Linked DNA regions of Homo sapiens: region 2 is linked to region 1. Evidence: chromatin loops called from intact Hi-C (ENCODE). Cell type or tissue: Calu3. All regions are shown on one strand.

The links. A loop is a pair of places that touch in the nucleus more often than their neighbours do. Peaks named below come from ENCODE experiments on the same cell type or tissue, not always from the same donor. Only the 100,000 strongest peaks of a DNase experiment are listed, where the experiment ranks them.
Region 2: a loop joins it to region 1, with 4 times the contacts of the local background. A loop is called at or near these places in 30 of 110 quality-filtered maps.

Annotation. Positions count from the first base shown.
Region 1 is chrX:12,822,244-12,830,243 of GRCh38, reverse strand. It overlaps PRPS2 (phosphoribosyl pyrophosphate synthetase 2), which reads right to left. Exons shown (of 7, transcript NM_002765.5): 7 at 6,022-7,540. The coding sequence ends at 7,448. It also overlaps the pseudogene PSMA6P2. Among named protein-coding and RNA genes, the nearest start is that of PRPS2, 35 kb to the right of the region's middle. In Calu3, no CTCF peak of the experiment used is centred here; a DNase peak (open chromatin) is centred at 4,133.
Region 2 is chrX:13,491,107-13,499,106 of GRCh38, reverse strand. No RefSeq gene overlaps it. Among named protein-coding and RNA genes, the nearest start is that of EGFL6, 74 kb to the left of the region's middle. In Calu3, no CTCF peak of the experiment used is centred here; a DNase peak (open chromatin) is centred at 3,656.

The DNA.
Region 1 (8,000 bases):
TACAAAATTAGCCGGGCGTGGTGGCACATGCCTGTAATCCCAGCTACTCGGGAGGCTAAGGCAGCAGACTTGCTTGAACCCGGGAGGCAGAGGTTGCGGTGAGCTGAGATCATGCCACTGCACTCCAGCCTGGGCAACAAGAGTGAAACTCCATCTCAAAAAAACACCAACCAACCAAACAAACAAAAAACGACCTGTGTCAACTCTGAAGGCTAGATTTACATAAGCCTTATTCATGTATTTTATTTATCTCATACTTATATGACAGCCGCATCCTAACACTATGGTATACTAATAGGTGCTTCATAAGGGATTGCTGAGTGTATGAATGAATGAATGAATGAATGAATGAATGAAACAAGACCAACTCCTTCATTTTGCCTGTGGAAGGACTAAAAATATGAATTTTCCGTTTGACATATGTCTAAGCCAAGATGTTCACATGAGTCAAAATACAGAGAAGCAAGTGGTATTTCTCCGATGTATTAAAGTTCCTAATTTATGTACATGTAATAAAACCTCTCCAAAACGCAAGGGTTGAAAGTGTGTTTATGGCTGTACCAATGCACATCAGTGGAGGATTATTGATTCTTCCAAAATAACTCTCGCGCCAACTGGTTTTCCCCAGAGTGCTTTTTAATTCATAGGACTTTTTCTGTGAATTTTGTATTGTTAAAAAAAAAAGTTATTCATCACATTCATTGAAGACACTAAGGAAGACTTCATTCAAGGGGGTCTTTGTGATAGGTTTAGGGACCACAGACTGCAATGGGGTCTTATAGTGGGGGAGAGAGATTAATCTCAGCTCTGACTCCAACAAGGACAAGTGGGGATTTGTAAGCAACGAGCAGGGTTGGGGGCCGTGGATGGAAAACCACTAAGGAAACATCAGGGGTAGGAGGGATTCTTGCTAGATCAACTCAAATAGAATTCTTGCTAAAGGCAAGCCTGGGTGATAAGATATCGAGGGTGGTCAGATACCAAGGGCAGGAGTTTTTTTGATAAACTGACTTCACAGGATTCTTGCTCAAACTAAATTCCACAATGACAGAGAGGGAAGCCCAAGACAGGTCTGGTCAAGGAGAGGATTCAGAGGAGCCTGACTGTTGTTAGGACAAGGAATGAGTCTTGGTCGGTGTTCAAGAAAGAATTGCTCTTTGAATGCTATGAATGCATCCAGGTGCAGAAATTAATGCGAGGTCAGATCACCATTGCTGTGGAGAGGGATCTCTGCCTATCTTTCTTTTGATTCTTCTGTTCCATAGCCTTGGTCCTAAATACAAGGTTTTCTGAGACTTAAAGGAATTTAGGGTTGCACCAGGCATGGTGGTGCACACCTGTAGTTCCAGCTACTTGGAGGCTGAGGCAGGAGGATTGCTTGATACTATGAGTTCAAGACCAGCCTGAGCAATATAGTGAGACCTTCTGTCTCAAAAAAAACAGGAAAGAGAGAGACAAAGAAAGAGAGAGAGAGAGGAAGGAAGGAAGGAAGGAAGGAAGGAAGGAAGGAAGGAAAGGAAGAAAAAGAAAAGAAATTTAGGGTCGCTCCTTGGTTCCTTGGGTGAGTAAATGTCAATGGCACATACTGAGCTTATCCTATGGTAAATGTACATCAAAATATGCCCAGAAATAATCATTAGGATGATTTTAAAGAGTGACGTGTTCAGTTTTAGTTCTTAAAATATGTCCATAATTCATGGTCAGTCTTAGCTTCCATGCAAGAAAATACTAGATTTAGCACTCCTTGTGTAGGGAAAATCAGAGCATCATACGTCCTCAGACACAGATGGCCATGCCCTCACAAATGTTAAGAATCTCTCAATGTGCGGAAGGACAACGTACATCAGGTAACCTTCAGAGCACTCTGCCTTCTGCCTGGACTGTTCCCTGGGGTCTCTGAAGACCACTTATGGTGTTAAAGGTAGCTGTGCCAAAGGACTGGCAATCAAGCCAGGCTTGAAGGTGTTTTCTAAAGGTGCCCCTGCTTTTTCTCTCTGATTTTGTGACTACAGCTCTTGAGCTTCTATAGTTAGTTGAACAGATTTTAAAAGACCTGTGATACCACAGGTGCCCTGCACATTGTTGGGCTCATCATATAGCCTGCTTGTTTTTGCAACCAGCACAAGATCAAAGCCATGCTCGTGGGATTCCTTACCAAGGTAGTGCCGGGGATGCAGAACTATCCACCTTAGAAGAGGGAACGGGAGACCAAACGTCCTGGTTTGCCCAGGACTGAGGGGTTTCCTAAGATATAGGTCTTTCAGGGCTAAATCGAGAAAAGTCCCACGCAAACCAAGACAAGTTGGTCACCCTATTGAGAGCAACCATCTGTGCCTTCAGTTAGAACTATTCCAACTACATCTAGCATAAATGGCATTGCCTATTAAAACTGCTGGGGACTTCTGCAATCATCTTTCCTCTAATTTTTGCAGAAAGATGCTCATACCCAGAGTGGTGTACACATTTTTCCCAAGGTCACCCAGCTTGCTAGCAGCATATCAGGAACCAGAATCTAGATCGCCACACTTCCAATTTAGGGCATTTTCCACTGCATTATGTTTTTCACTTTCCTATTCTCTTTTTTTATCACTCTCTTAAAATGTAAAATTCATTCAGCCAGGTTTTCTTTTGGCCACAGAACTCGGCTGTTAGGATAGTGAAGACTGTTCTTCCCATTTATATTGGGCACCACTTTTGGTTGTATTTATGATGGGATGGATGGTGAATGAGGGCTACAATGAAATCAGGTTGTTGTAAATGACCTCAATTGATTACCATCTCTATAATCACATGACATTCATTCCTACCTGTTGTTTCTACAGCCCACTGGAAGTATTGTTGTTGTTTTTAAGAGACGGGGTTTCTCTATGTTGCCCAGGCCAGTCTCAAATTCCTGGGCTCAAGCAATCCTACTGCCTCAGCCTTCTGTGTAGCTGGGATTACAAGAATGCACCACGGCACTCAGCTGAAAGTTGTTGCTGTTGTTGTTGTTTGAGACAGTCTTGCTCTGTTGCCCAGGCTGGAGTGCAGTGGTGTGATCATGGCTCACTGCAACCTCTGCCTCCCAGGTTCAAGTGATTCTCATGCCTCAGCCTCCAAGTGGCTGGGATTACAGGCATGCGCCACCATGCCTGACTAATTTTTGTATTTTTTAGTAGAGATGGGGTTTCACTATGTTGGCCAGGCTGGTCTCAAACTCCTGATCTCAGGTGATGCACCTGCCTTGGCCTCCTAAAATGCTGAGATACCAAAAGCATTGCTTTTATTTATAGAGTCCTAATCAATTCAGTAGTAGGAGGAGTGGGAGAGGCTCCTTTTTCAATCCAGGGACCTCCATAATGTTGTTTTTTTTGTTACCAAACACACAGGTAAGTGGCATCATGGATTTGGTAAACTAACAACAATGTGAGTGCATCAATCTCTGCTTCTGTAAGAATCCCGACTTTAGGATTTTCAACTGTCACTACTCCAACTTCTATTTCTGAAGGTTTGAAATCAATTGATAGAACAGTAGACAGGCATGTAATTGCAGTTTCCACTGTCTGTTCAAATGTCCAATCAAATTTCTTTTGCACTTTTTTTTTTTTTTTTTTTTCTGAGACGGAGTCTCGCTCTGTCGCCCAGGCTGGAGTGCAGTGGCGCGATCTCGGCTCACTGCAGGCTCCGCCCCCCGGGCTCACGCCATTCTCCTGCCTCAGCCTCCAGAGTAGTTGGGACTACAGGCGCCCGCCACCTCGCCCGGCTAATTTTTTGTACTTTTAGTAGAGACTGGGTTTCACCGTGTTAGCCAGGATGGTCTCGATCTCCTGACCTGGTGATCCACCCGCCTCGGCCTCCCAAAGTGCTGGGATTACAGGCGTGAGCCACCGCACCCGGCCCACTTTTTTTTTTCAAGGAAGCTGGTTAACTCAGTTTGTTTAACTCCTGCTGCAGTGGCTTTAAATCACAGCAGTAACCTGCAGGATCATACTTTCACACCTGAGGGCCTTGTTCTTCATCTATACCAATGAAAATCATACAACCAAGAGACCTCATTGTAGCATTCTGAGTAGTATCAGCAATTCCACACAGAATGTCCACAGGAATCTCATAGCCGTACTTGTATTTCCAGTTAGCTGCCCCATAGCGTGCCCTCTGTACCTCTGTCATTCCGGTCATCACAGTGACAGCCAATGTTTTCAGTTATTTTGAGTAAGTGAGTCACTGTGCTGGAATCCGATAATTTGTCAAGCATTTCTTCTGTATGATAATTACAGCAGTCTTTTCCTCTGACAAATACTGATGGAAGGCCACCCAGGTTAATAGCCTTAAAAGCATATGCATATTCTACTTGGTAGTGCTGGCCCTCGGGCGAAAAAAATGTTAATGTGGTGGGCAAAACCAGCGCTGGAACCACGGGACATGCTGGTAGAACCACTACTTTCAGCATAATCAAGTTTTTTTTTTTTTTTTTTTTTTAACATGCAACTATTTGTCACCTAAATGCTACCCTTCACTGAGGCAGTCACATGCCAAGACAATGTAGCCCTTCTAAAATGGCAGGAGGGCAGTCTGTTCCCCTCTAGGATGAACACCTAGAAAATGCATGAAAATCTTGCCTCTTCATACCTTACATTCTTTCTAGGGGAGTTTCAGGAGGCTCACTCTAAAAACTGAAGTTAATGTACAAACCAAGCAATTCTAAACACTTTACACATAACGTCTCATTTATTATCCCCATCTCACATGTAAGGAAACTGAGGCATAGGGGTTAAGCAACCAGCCCAAGGTCGTTGTTGCTGTTGGTTTTTAAACTCCGGTAAGTGGTGAAGTCTGTGTTCCTGGGCATTATGCTTTCAGAATAGGAAACAGAGCTCAAAGACTGCAATAAAGGAAACCACCCAGGATGTGATCTTGGAAAGCAGGGGCAGAAAAAAGGTGGAGGGATGTGTTCCTGGGGCACAGGGAGATAAATCAGGAAGATAAATATTGGTAATGAGAAGGAGGAGCCCTGTTGATTTCACGCAATTTAGATACAGGATAGCTGAGTATGTTTCAGCCCCTAACTCCCATCTTCCCTGGCACATCCTTGCTCAAACACATCATGTACCAAACGCCCTCTGCTGTCCTGCGTCAGTCCACACTGGAACACACCATAGGGTTCTGGAAAATTCCGACGTGAACCGTCTAATGGTGATCACCGAGCCCTTCCTGGTATCCCCAGCGTGATTCCAACCTCTGCACGCCTTAGTACTCCATCTTTCCCTTCACTACTTCCCTGTCCCCTGTAGTTCAGCTAGGGGATTAGATAGGACATGCCATAGGAAATGAAACGTCTCTGAAGAGGTGTGGCAGCATTATTAAGTGCAATTGTAAAGCTGATGAAGTGTCTTTGGCTTTCACTTCTCCTTCACTTCCCTCCTTTCTAGTACATTCTATCATGTTCTCTCACACTGTGATCACCTTTTTTCTCAGATGGACCTGGATGTAATTCTTCATATTTCACTGTGACTTCAAGACACCATGTTGCCATTCTTAGTGTTACACATACTTTACAGCTGAGCTTCACCAGGGGAACGTAATTATGACTTGACTTTGCGCTCACGAGAGTAGTTTGAAGTATCACTGAACAGGCTGTTCTATGGGGACAGGAATCCTCCTCGGTGCTTCTGAAATCAATGAATATGAACAAGTTTTATGCAGCCTACATTTAAGTTTGGTTTGCTCCAATAGATGGATATTGAACATCACTACTCTGATGCGTGAACACACTGTACCATCTTTAATTTTATAGGAAACATGTGGAATTAACAACGTGGACACCTTATGTGGCACAGCTGTTACGCTTTGAGGAAAGGCGATTGCTGGTAAGTTCTTCAGGAAGAAACACCTTCAAAATGGAAAACAGCTGACATCAATTAACTTCTGGCTTTTCTGTAATTTTGTATGCTGGCCTATAATCGTAAAGTAGCAAACATTTTCAGGTACTGCAACACATCACTCCGTCAAAACATATTACTCCACAATGATACATACAAACTATGAACGCAGTCAGAATGATTTTATTGAAATGTTTTAGTACAGTGTTAGAGGATCTTAAAATCTTACATTTTAAACCAATACAAGCACTGCAAATGATATACTCCTGAATCTAGTTGATGTAGTATCTAAAAAGAAAAGTGATCATATGAGTATCTATAAGTTGACTAATGTAATTTAAGTTGGAGGCTAAACAAACAACTTTGGTATATTCATATTTCTCTGGCTCCTGTTTTTGGCCAGATAAATGCCAGGTCCACCCCCATTCAGTAGAATTGGACAGGACCAATGTATTTGGTGGTCTCACTTAAGTTTCCACGCCAGGAGCAGCAAGAAATGTACAAATTTTGGGATTAAGCTGCTCCCAAGACAGTCTTCATCACCTTTGTGAACTGGAAACACCAAATAGTCAAGGTCTGAATTTCCATTGTGTGTGGCTAAGTCCAGTCGCATTGGTTCATAAATGTATTCTGAAGGATTTTAAAATACAAAGGTGGGGCTAAATAATGATAGAAACCATCAGTTCTTAATTCAGAGAATGACAATGCAGGTTCCTATATCCTTTTTAAAAATCTGAGATCATTATTTTAAAACTAGCTCTATACATTCTTAGGCTTTAAATTTAATCTTAGCTGAAATGATTACCTTTAAGTCAGTTGGCTTTAGGCCTTGGCGATTGCTCAATATAATTTTGGAATTTTAGGATGCAGCATTTCAGGTAAGTGACAGTTATGTTTTAGAAGAGGTCATTTAAAAAATGATCCAGAAATACACTGCTCTGATATGTCTAATGTATACCCCCCAAAATGTGTCAGTGTCCATATTAAGCTAAATAAAATTTGGTCCAAATTAAGCACAGTAACCAAGATGGTTTATCTGAAACTGAGTTATCCAAAAAAAAAAAAAAAAGGAAAATTCAAAATCCATGGTATTATAATTATAAATTTTCCAAGGTTCACTCCAAAGTAAAAGGATAATTAATTCTATACAGGGTTTTACCCAAATGTCCATAGGCATTATCAGTATATATTTACACAGAAGGCTTTAATCTGAAGTCACCTTTGGCAACCTCGAAATATATAAACTATGACTTCCACAATGAAATTATATACTTGAAAGTTGTCGCCTCAAAGTACTGAAAGAACAAAGGAAGAGATCACCTGTACCTGTTAAAAGTCAAAATGACAAAAACGTTTCTCATTTAAGACAGTTCACTTAAAGACCAAATAACCACCACCATTTCCCCAAAAACTGGAAAGAAATGATCTTGAGCTTTAGAAGGGGAAACAATAAATCTTAGCATATACAAAGATCTGATGCTTTTGCCAGTGATTAACCTATCATTGCTGAATACCTACAGCTAAAAATCCAGAAAACAAAAACAAGTCAGAAGTCAGAGTAGGCTTGCTGGACACTTCCCATTCTGGATTTATAGCGGGACATGGCTGAACAGGTAGGACACGGATTCCCCATTGTGTGTCCTTCGGATTGCTTCGGCCAAGATCATGGAAATGTCAATGACCTAAATGCCAATGAGAAAAACAAAGGGAGAAGGGAAGCAGGACATCTTAGTTAGAGTTCTTTAAACATTGAAAAGCTGGAAAGCTGAGAAACAATTTCTGCAGCATACATGATGTGTTGCTATCAAAACTTCCGACACTTTTGAGAGGACAGACAGCTTTGGGGTATGTCTTCAAATTACAACCCGTTGAACCAGACCCATATGGGATCCTGGAAGGGAGATTTTCAATGCAGAGACAGAAGGCTTTTCAGGGATACTGTTAACCAGAGACATCCTTTTCCAGGGGCATTTGTTGTTTTAAATTAAGTTTAATCATTATACGGAAGGTTTTTCTTTCTGTTTCTGAAAAGGCGGTGACTGCGTCATTTAAGAGCACAACTGTGATCATCTAACTCAGGGGTCAGCAAACTATAGAGGACCAAATAGTTAACATATTTGACCTTGGAAGCCAGAGGGTCTC
Region 2 (8,000 bases), 670 kb before region 1:
GAATAATGAAGTCTCTTTTGTCTCTGACCCAAGAGTCTCATATCTTTTGCCAGAATCCATGAAACTGTGGCAGACTAACTCATGAGACTGCTAGTAGGATCAAATCTCAGATCCTTCACAGTTCTTGACTCTGACAATGCCATAGTTTCATCCATTTCCCTGACTTGCAGTTTGATATACTGGTTTGAAGTTGAGATGTGGTTTCTTTTGGAGGAGCTATGTAACAGCATGCTGGAATGAATGTAAGAGACACTAATGTCTATATTCAAGGCTCAATCATTATCAATGGTTGAAAGTGAGATGTTATGGCAGAAGTGGAAGTTAAGGCTATGAGAGTTCAGATTTAATTCATATATCTTTTGAAGAAGCATTGTAGAGTGGTTGCTAAACTTTGAATTGAGATAGACCTGGGATCAAGATCCAATTCAATAACAGCAGTGTGAGCAAGTCCTTAATCTCTGCATGTGTCAGTTTCCTGACCTGTGAAATGGGAAGACAATATAATTTACCTCTGTGGTTTTGGGGAAACATTTAACACAGGGGTGGGAAATAAATTTCTGTAAAGAACCAGGTAGTAAATATTTCAGGCTTTTCAGGGCCCCACAGTCTCTGTGGCAACTACTCCCCTCTGCCAACACAGTATGAAAGCAGCCATAAGCAATACAGTAGTGAATGGGTTTGGCTGTGTTCCAATAAAACTTTATTTACAAAAACAGGCAGTATGCCAGATTTGGCCCTTGGGCCATAGTTTGCCAGCCTGTGACATAGCAACTTACTTGGCTCACTGCCGGTATCTAATAAAGGGGTTCTTCTATGTCACCCACTATAGTTTGTATTTTTTTTTTAAATATAGATTCAGGGAACGTGCAAGTTTGTTACATGGATATATTATGTAATGGTGGGTTTTGGGCTTCTAATGTAGCCATCACCCAAATAGTGAACATAGTATCCAATAGGTAATTTATCAACTCTCATCCTCTTCCACTTCCCCCTTATGGAGCTCCCAGTGTCTATCATTCATATTTCCATTTTTAAGTCCGTGTGCACCCATTGTTTAGCTCCCACTTATAAGCGAGAGCATGTGATATTTGATTTTCTGTTTCTAAGTTATTTCAGTTAGGATAATGGCTTCCAGCTCCATGCATGTTGCTGCAAAAGACATCATTTCATTGTTTTTTTATGGCTACATAGTATGCCATGGTGTCTATGTACCATATTTTCTTTATCCAATCATGTGCTGATGGATACTTAGGTTGATTCCATAACTTTGCTATTATGAATAGTGCTGCAATAAATATACAAGTGCAAGTGTCTTCTTAATATAATGATTTACTTTGGGCAGATACCCAGTAGTGGAATTGCTGGGTGGAACGGCAGTTCTATTTCTCTCTTCACATCATATAAATCTTTCACCATTTATTATGTTGTCTGTACTTGTTACTTCACTTAATCCTTGATGAGGTAGCTAATGTCTCCTTTTTATAGACAAGGAAACTGAGGCTCAGGGAAGAGAAACAATTTGCTAAATTCCCATGACTGGGTAGTCAAGGTCAATTCAAACTCTGGCCTTCTGACTTTAAGCCATTATTTTTACCAACATCCTGTGTTACCTTTGGACAAATATCTCCATTCCTAAGAGTTTTAGAGGCAAACCTCAATTTTGTTTGGGGACAAATTCTTGTTTGTGGGTGTATGTACATGTATAAAATAAGGTTTGAATTATACAAACCAATGATCACCAAAATCCTTAATGAGATTCCAGCTACGGATTCATAGGCATTTTTAGTTGTCCTATCCACACCACCAAATCTGATATATTGCAGAGCATTTCCATCAAGAAAGAGGGGGAAGTACGCTCTACAAGAATAGTGATGAGTAGGGAAAAGAAGGTTTCCCTGTCTACTACTTGGGTTGGGAGTTTATTACTTGGAAGAATCCAAAGTGAAGTATAAACCCAGGGTCCATCTGAAGAAAAAAGTTAACATTTTCTTATGGATTCAAATATACAAGGCCCTGGCCATGGCAAAATTCTGGAAGGATGATATTGCCTGGATAATTACTATATGTCAAGCAAATTATAAGGTGAACACCAGTTAATTATCATTAGAATAAAGGTACCATCAAAGCGAAAAAAAAAGACAAGAAAAAATCCCACCAACATCTTGAGTGATTATCATTTAGATATGGAATCATAGATTATGTACATTTTTTACACTTTTTCATGCTTTCCAAATTTTCTACATGGAGAATGGGTTGACTTTACAAACAGACAAAACCAAGAAATGTCACAAAACTTATTCATGTTGAATTTGTAATAGCAAGGGAAATGATTCTGTCATGATGTTAAGGATACAAAGTGACACATAGAAATATATTTTCTCTTTGTGTAAAAATAAATCTTGGCAAAAACAAAAAAGACTAGAAGAATATTAACAGAGGTAGTATAGGGATGTAAGTCTTTTTTTTCTCTTTTTTTTATTCTTTTGTAGTTTCCAGATTTTCTATAAGGAATATATGTTATGTTTAAAACTTTTTAAAATAAATAATTTAAAAAACAAAGCTGATGCTATTAAAAAACAAAAACACACACAAAAAGCTGATTACAATTTTGGCCTCAATTGCTTCGCTTCTGCTCTGTTCATGGAGCAACTTTTGCTTCAGCATGATCCCCAGTGCTCCAGACCAATCCTGCATACAGGCAGGAATTGTCTCAGTGAGTCCCATAGTATGTTAGAGGTGGTGTGTGCGCATGCACGTGTGTGTGTGTATGCATGCACGTGTGTGTGTATGCGCGCATGCACACACGTGTGATGTTAGGGAGAAGGGAGAGTTTCTCTTTGTTGTAAAATCAGGGTTCCTATTTTTCAGACTCAAGGTGCAGTGTCCTGTTGCTTATTACTGAACTCAGTAACGTTTTCCATGTCACCACCTCCCTCCCCCATGGCATCTCCACTCTGTTAACGAACATCTTTTTCTAAACTGAGCCCAAGCCTCCCATCTGTCCCGTATCGTAGTTGTGCTTTTTTTTTTTTTGAGACAGAGGCTGGAGTGCAGCCATGCGATCAAAACTCACTGCAGCCCCCGCCTCCTGGGCTCAAGCGATCCTCCCACCTCAGCCTCCCGAGTAGCTGGGACCACAGGCATGTACCACCACACTGGGCTGTTTTGTATTTTTTGTAGAGATAGGGTTTCGTCATGTTGCCCAGGCTGGTCTCAAACTCCTGGGCTCAAATCATCTGCCCACCTTGGCCTCTCAAAGTGCTGGGATTCCAGGCATGAACCACAAGGCTCGGCCCACAGTTGTGCTTTAGTCCCTGATTCAAATCCTCCTTCAGCTGGTTTACAAAGTATCCGTGTTCCTGCCTCTTCCTGGGGTCCTGACTTACTGTTTCACAAGGTGTCCCACCCCAGGATTTAGCCCTGTCCTCAAACCCCAGCTTGCTGGCTGGGACTTTTACTCATTGCTTGACTTTACAGAAGCAGCCTGATTTTACAGTAAAACTCTTTACTGCTTCAGATTCCCAGCCACTCTGTCCCCACACCTGGCAGAACATAGTGTCTTTTGCAGGGCCATTTGTGCTGTCATCCATCTTGAATTATGCCTGTGGCTTGCCTCCCCTGACCCCACCCTGCTGAACCTTTGATGAGAACTGGCCTGCTTCCCAGTATTGATCTGTTCTAGAGCTGAGCTCTGTGCCAAGCTTCCTTCTGAGCCACCCTATTGCTGTGCCAAAGTTGCATCAGGTCTAGACATCCAAACCTGGATGGGTGACACTAGGGCAGATATAGAAAACAGAAGCCAAAGCACTGAGTCAACAGGGGTGGAAAAACTAGGGGGTCCCATGGTCACAACGGAAGTGATCCTAGAGTAATAGGCCTTGGCACTATTGCAATTTGGGGCCTGATGGTCCTTTGTTGTGGGAGTCTCTCTAATGTACTATAGGAGGTTTAGTGGCAGCCCTGGCCTTTACCCATTTGATGCCAGTAGCACCCCACTTCCCCAGCTGTGACAAAGAAAAATACCTGCAGATATTGCCAAATGTCCCGAAAGGACAAATATCACCCCCATTGAGAACCACTCATATATATTATTAAAGATTTCCCCAAATGGTTCTTCAGTTTGGACTTTGTGGACATGTTTGTTTTTAATCAAGGTTTATCAACCTCAGCTCTATTGATATCTTGGTCCCAGTAATTCTTTATTGTGTATGTTGGGGGCTGCTGTCTTGTGCACTGGAGAATGTTTAGCAGCAGCCCTGGCCTCCACCCACTAGATGACAGTTGCACCTGCCCACCTCCCAGTATTGACAAACAAAAATGTCTCCAGATATTGCCAAATATCCCCTGGGGAGCAACGCCTGGTTGAGAACTGTGGTCCCAGAGCAATGCTCACTCTTGCTGCTGGTGTGCATGGCGTGATGGGAGCAGAAGGGACTAGAAGGAAGCAGACAGAGAAGAATTTTGGAAGGGAGCCCTTCTCAACTGATTCTTTTGAAACTGAGAAATTTCAAAACAACAACACTGGTTTTTTTTTAATTGACAAACTAACAGTGAGTCTGTATTAGTGGTTCTCAACAGGAACAGTTTTTCCTCATAAGCGGACATTTGGCAATGTCTGGAGACATTTTTAGTTGTCAAAACCAGGAGGTGGGGATGCTACTGGTGTTTAGTGAGTAGGGACCAGGGATGCTACTAAGCCTTCTACAATCCACTGAACAGCCCCCACAAAAGAATAATTAGCCCCAAATGTCAATAGTGCCGAGGCTGAGAAACCCTGGTCTATATGCATGTCATTCAATTGGATTTGATTGGAAGTCTTAGTGCAATTCACCACATTTGAATTCCACTTGCAAAACAGTCTTTACAAACAATGCAGGACACTCACTCCAAGTCTGGGTGACCAGTTGTTCTACTTGTATTACTGAGGAACCAACATAGTTTGCACTGAGAATGCCAAGAGGGTCCCCAAATTGTCTACTTGATAACATACCCAACTCATCTATATGGATAATAAGCTCTGTCCCAACTTTCTACAAAGTTGTTCAAGGGCATAACTGAGGCAAGTGGCTAATTCAGAAATGTCCTGGCCGGTAGAGTTCCCTGTGAGAAGAAATCAGACCAACTTCAGGGCAGGAACTTTGTGATCATTATTTTTGGCTACCCAGAGGCCGTTCTTAGCACTGGTCACAATTTAAACTATGCCCTGGGTAGGGGAGGGATTCCTGCTTTTTTTTCGTCATATGTTTGAAATGAATGAACTTTGAATTTCATTTGAGTCAGTTTCATCAGAGCTAGTATGGTCAAGTGCCCCAAATTAGTCAACCAAACAGCAATGCAGAGAGGAAATCAGTGGTTCTCACCTCTGGTGCACATAAGGATTTTTGAACAATACCAATTGTTCAAAATCGGGGAGTTTTAAAATAATACTGATGCCTACGACTCCAATTCCCAGACCAACTAAATCAGGATCTCTGATTTAAGGCTTCCCAGCAGAGTCAAGAACCTGCAGAATAAATGCAATTTGAAAAAGACCATAGTGGAAGAGCAAAGAGAGAAGATGGCCAATGGCAAAATCATGGGAACTGTACCGTGTTCTCATGACTCCCACCCCTAGCTCCAGATGGGGTTCAGCCCCAACAACAGACAATGATCCAACCTTTCATTAGAAAGGACAAGTGCTGCCTGTCACTTCTGAAGTCCTGTGGATTTTTTCTTATTTTTTTTTCTAATCTTAGCGTTCCTTCTTTTTACTTTGCTCACTTTTGAGCCACCATACAGGTAAAAGATACAAATTCCATAATAAGGGAAAAAGATTTTTTAAAAAGCAAAAGTTAAGGCCGGGCGTGGTGGCTCATGCCTGTAATCCCAGCACTTTGGGAGGCTGAGGCGGGCAGATCACTTGAGGTCAGGAGTTTGAGACCAGCCTGGCCAACATGGTGAAACCCCTTCTCTACTAAAAAATAGAAAAGTTAGCTGGGCGTGGTGGCATGCGCCCCTAGTCCCAGCTGCTCGGGGAGGCTGAGGTGGGAGGATCACTTGAAACTGGGGGCAGAGGTTGCAGTGAGCCAAGATAGTGCCACTGCACTCCAGCCTGGGTGACACAGTGAGACCCTGTCTCAAAAAAAAAAAAAAAAGGCAAAAGCTAAAATATGGGGCTTTATGGAAAAGTATTATAAAATGGGAACAGCTGGTGTGCAGTTATTATCAGCTAGAACTTCAGAATTGCTTCAGCAACACTTAATTTTGCTCCTTATGGAGAAACCAGCCTGCTATCTACAGTCTCTCAATTACCATTACCTAGGAAAATTTCTGAGAAATGTCTTGATATGACTTTTCTGCCATGTTACTCAAAGTTTGGCAGCTATAGTTTACTTAATGGGTTTTCTGCACCATTAGGAGTTTCATGTAGGTTACCCATTTAATACATTTTTAAAAAACCATCATAATTTTAAAAATATAAAGAATAAGTTTTGATATTTAATAATAATAGATTCATACTAGTGAAAGGGAAGACATTCTTTGTAGTCTACTATCAAAGTGGCAGAGACTGGCTAGTTGTTCACCAAACCATTTCCTTTCCTCTCTTGGACACATGACCAGACTACATCTCCCAGCTTCCTTTGCAGTTAGGTGTAGCCATGAGACTGAGTGCTGGTGAGTGAAAGGTGAGGGGAAGTATGGGCTCTATCACTATCTAATGGTGCTTCTGGCTCTACAAAAATGAATGAGGGGTTTCTAGTGTGGGCTTCAAAACTAATAATTTATTAAGATATCATATTCGTAAGCGTTACCAGCTGTACAGTCCCAACATTTGGATTGGGGTAGGTGTTAATCTGCTTATCCTCTGATCCTCTTCCTATTTCCCCAAAACCTGAGGTGCCTGAGCAGAGGGCCTCTGAGACAAATGTTGATATACAAAGAGTAAGTCCTCTATATTTTTCTTACAATTTATCAAGAAGGAAATACTGGCTGGGCTTGGTGGTTTACGCTTGTAATCCCAGCAGTTTGGGAGGCCAAGGCGGGAGGATTGCTTGAGGCTAGGAGCTCGAGAACAGCCTGGGCAATATAATGAGACTCCCATCTCTATAAAACATTTTTAAAAATTAACCAGGCTTGGTGGTACGTGCCTGTAGTCCCAGCAACTCAGGAAGGCTGAGGCGGGAGGATCACTTCAACCCAGAAGTTCAAGGTTGCAGTGAGCTATGATCATGCCACTGCACTCCAGCCTGGGTGACAGAGCTAGCCCCTGTCTTGAAGAAAAATAAAAATAAAATAATTTTTAAAAATATAAAAGAAGGAGATATTGAATCTTGAGGAGCAAAAGCTTTTAGCCCGAACAACTGGAAGCTTGGAGTTTCTTTTATTAAGAATGGGGTAGACTGCAGTACAGGCAGGTTCTCTTTTATACAAACAAGGTGCCCCTCCCTAAGCCCTCCAGGTATTGCTTTGGGATCCACAGGGAAAGGAGGGTCCTGTACTCACAGATATGAAAATCTGAAGATGTTATGCATTCTTGGGCAGAATATCATATAGATGATATTGTATCTTTTTCAGGGTAACACATCTGGAGGCATACCATATTTTAATTTAGCTGCCCTTCATTGGTGATTTTAATTTAGCTGCATAGTATTCCACTGTGTGGATGCACCATAGTTGATTAACCAATGTCCTATGCTTTGACAAATATTACTGCAATAAATAACATTTTGCATATGCATTTTAATATCGTTAGAGGTGTATTGCAGTGTAAATTTCTACAAGTGGCATTGCTAGGTGGAAGGGTAAATGGATATGTGGTTTTGTTAGATATTGCCAAATATCCCTACATAGATATTGCACAGTTTTGCATTTCCTCTAGCAATGAGAGTGCTTATTTCCCCACAGTTTAACAACAGAACATGTTGTCAGGTTTGAGTTGTTGCCACTCTGATAGCTGAGAATGGTGTCGCAGTGTAGTTTTAGTTTGCATTTCTTTTGTTATGAATGAAGCTGAGCATCTT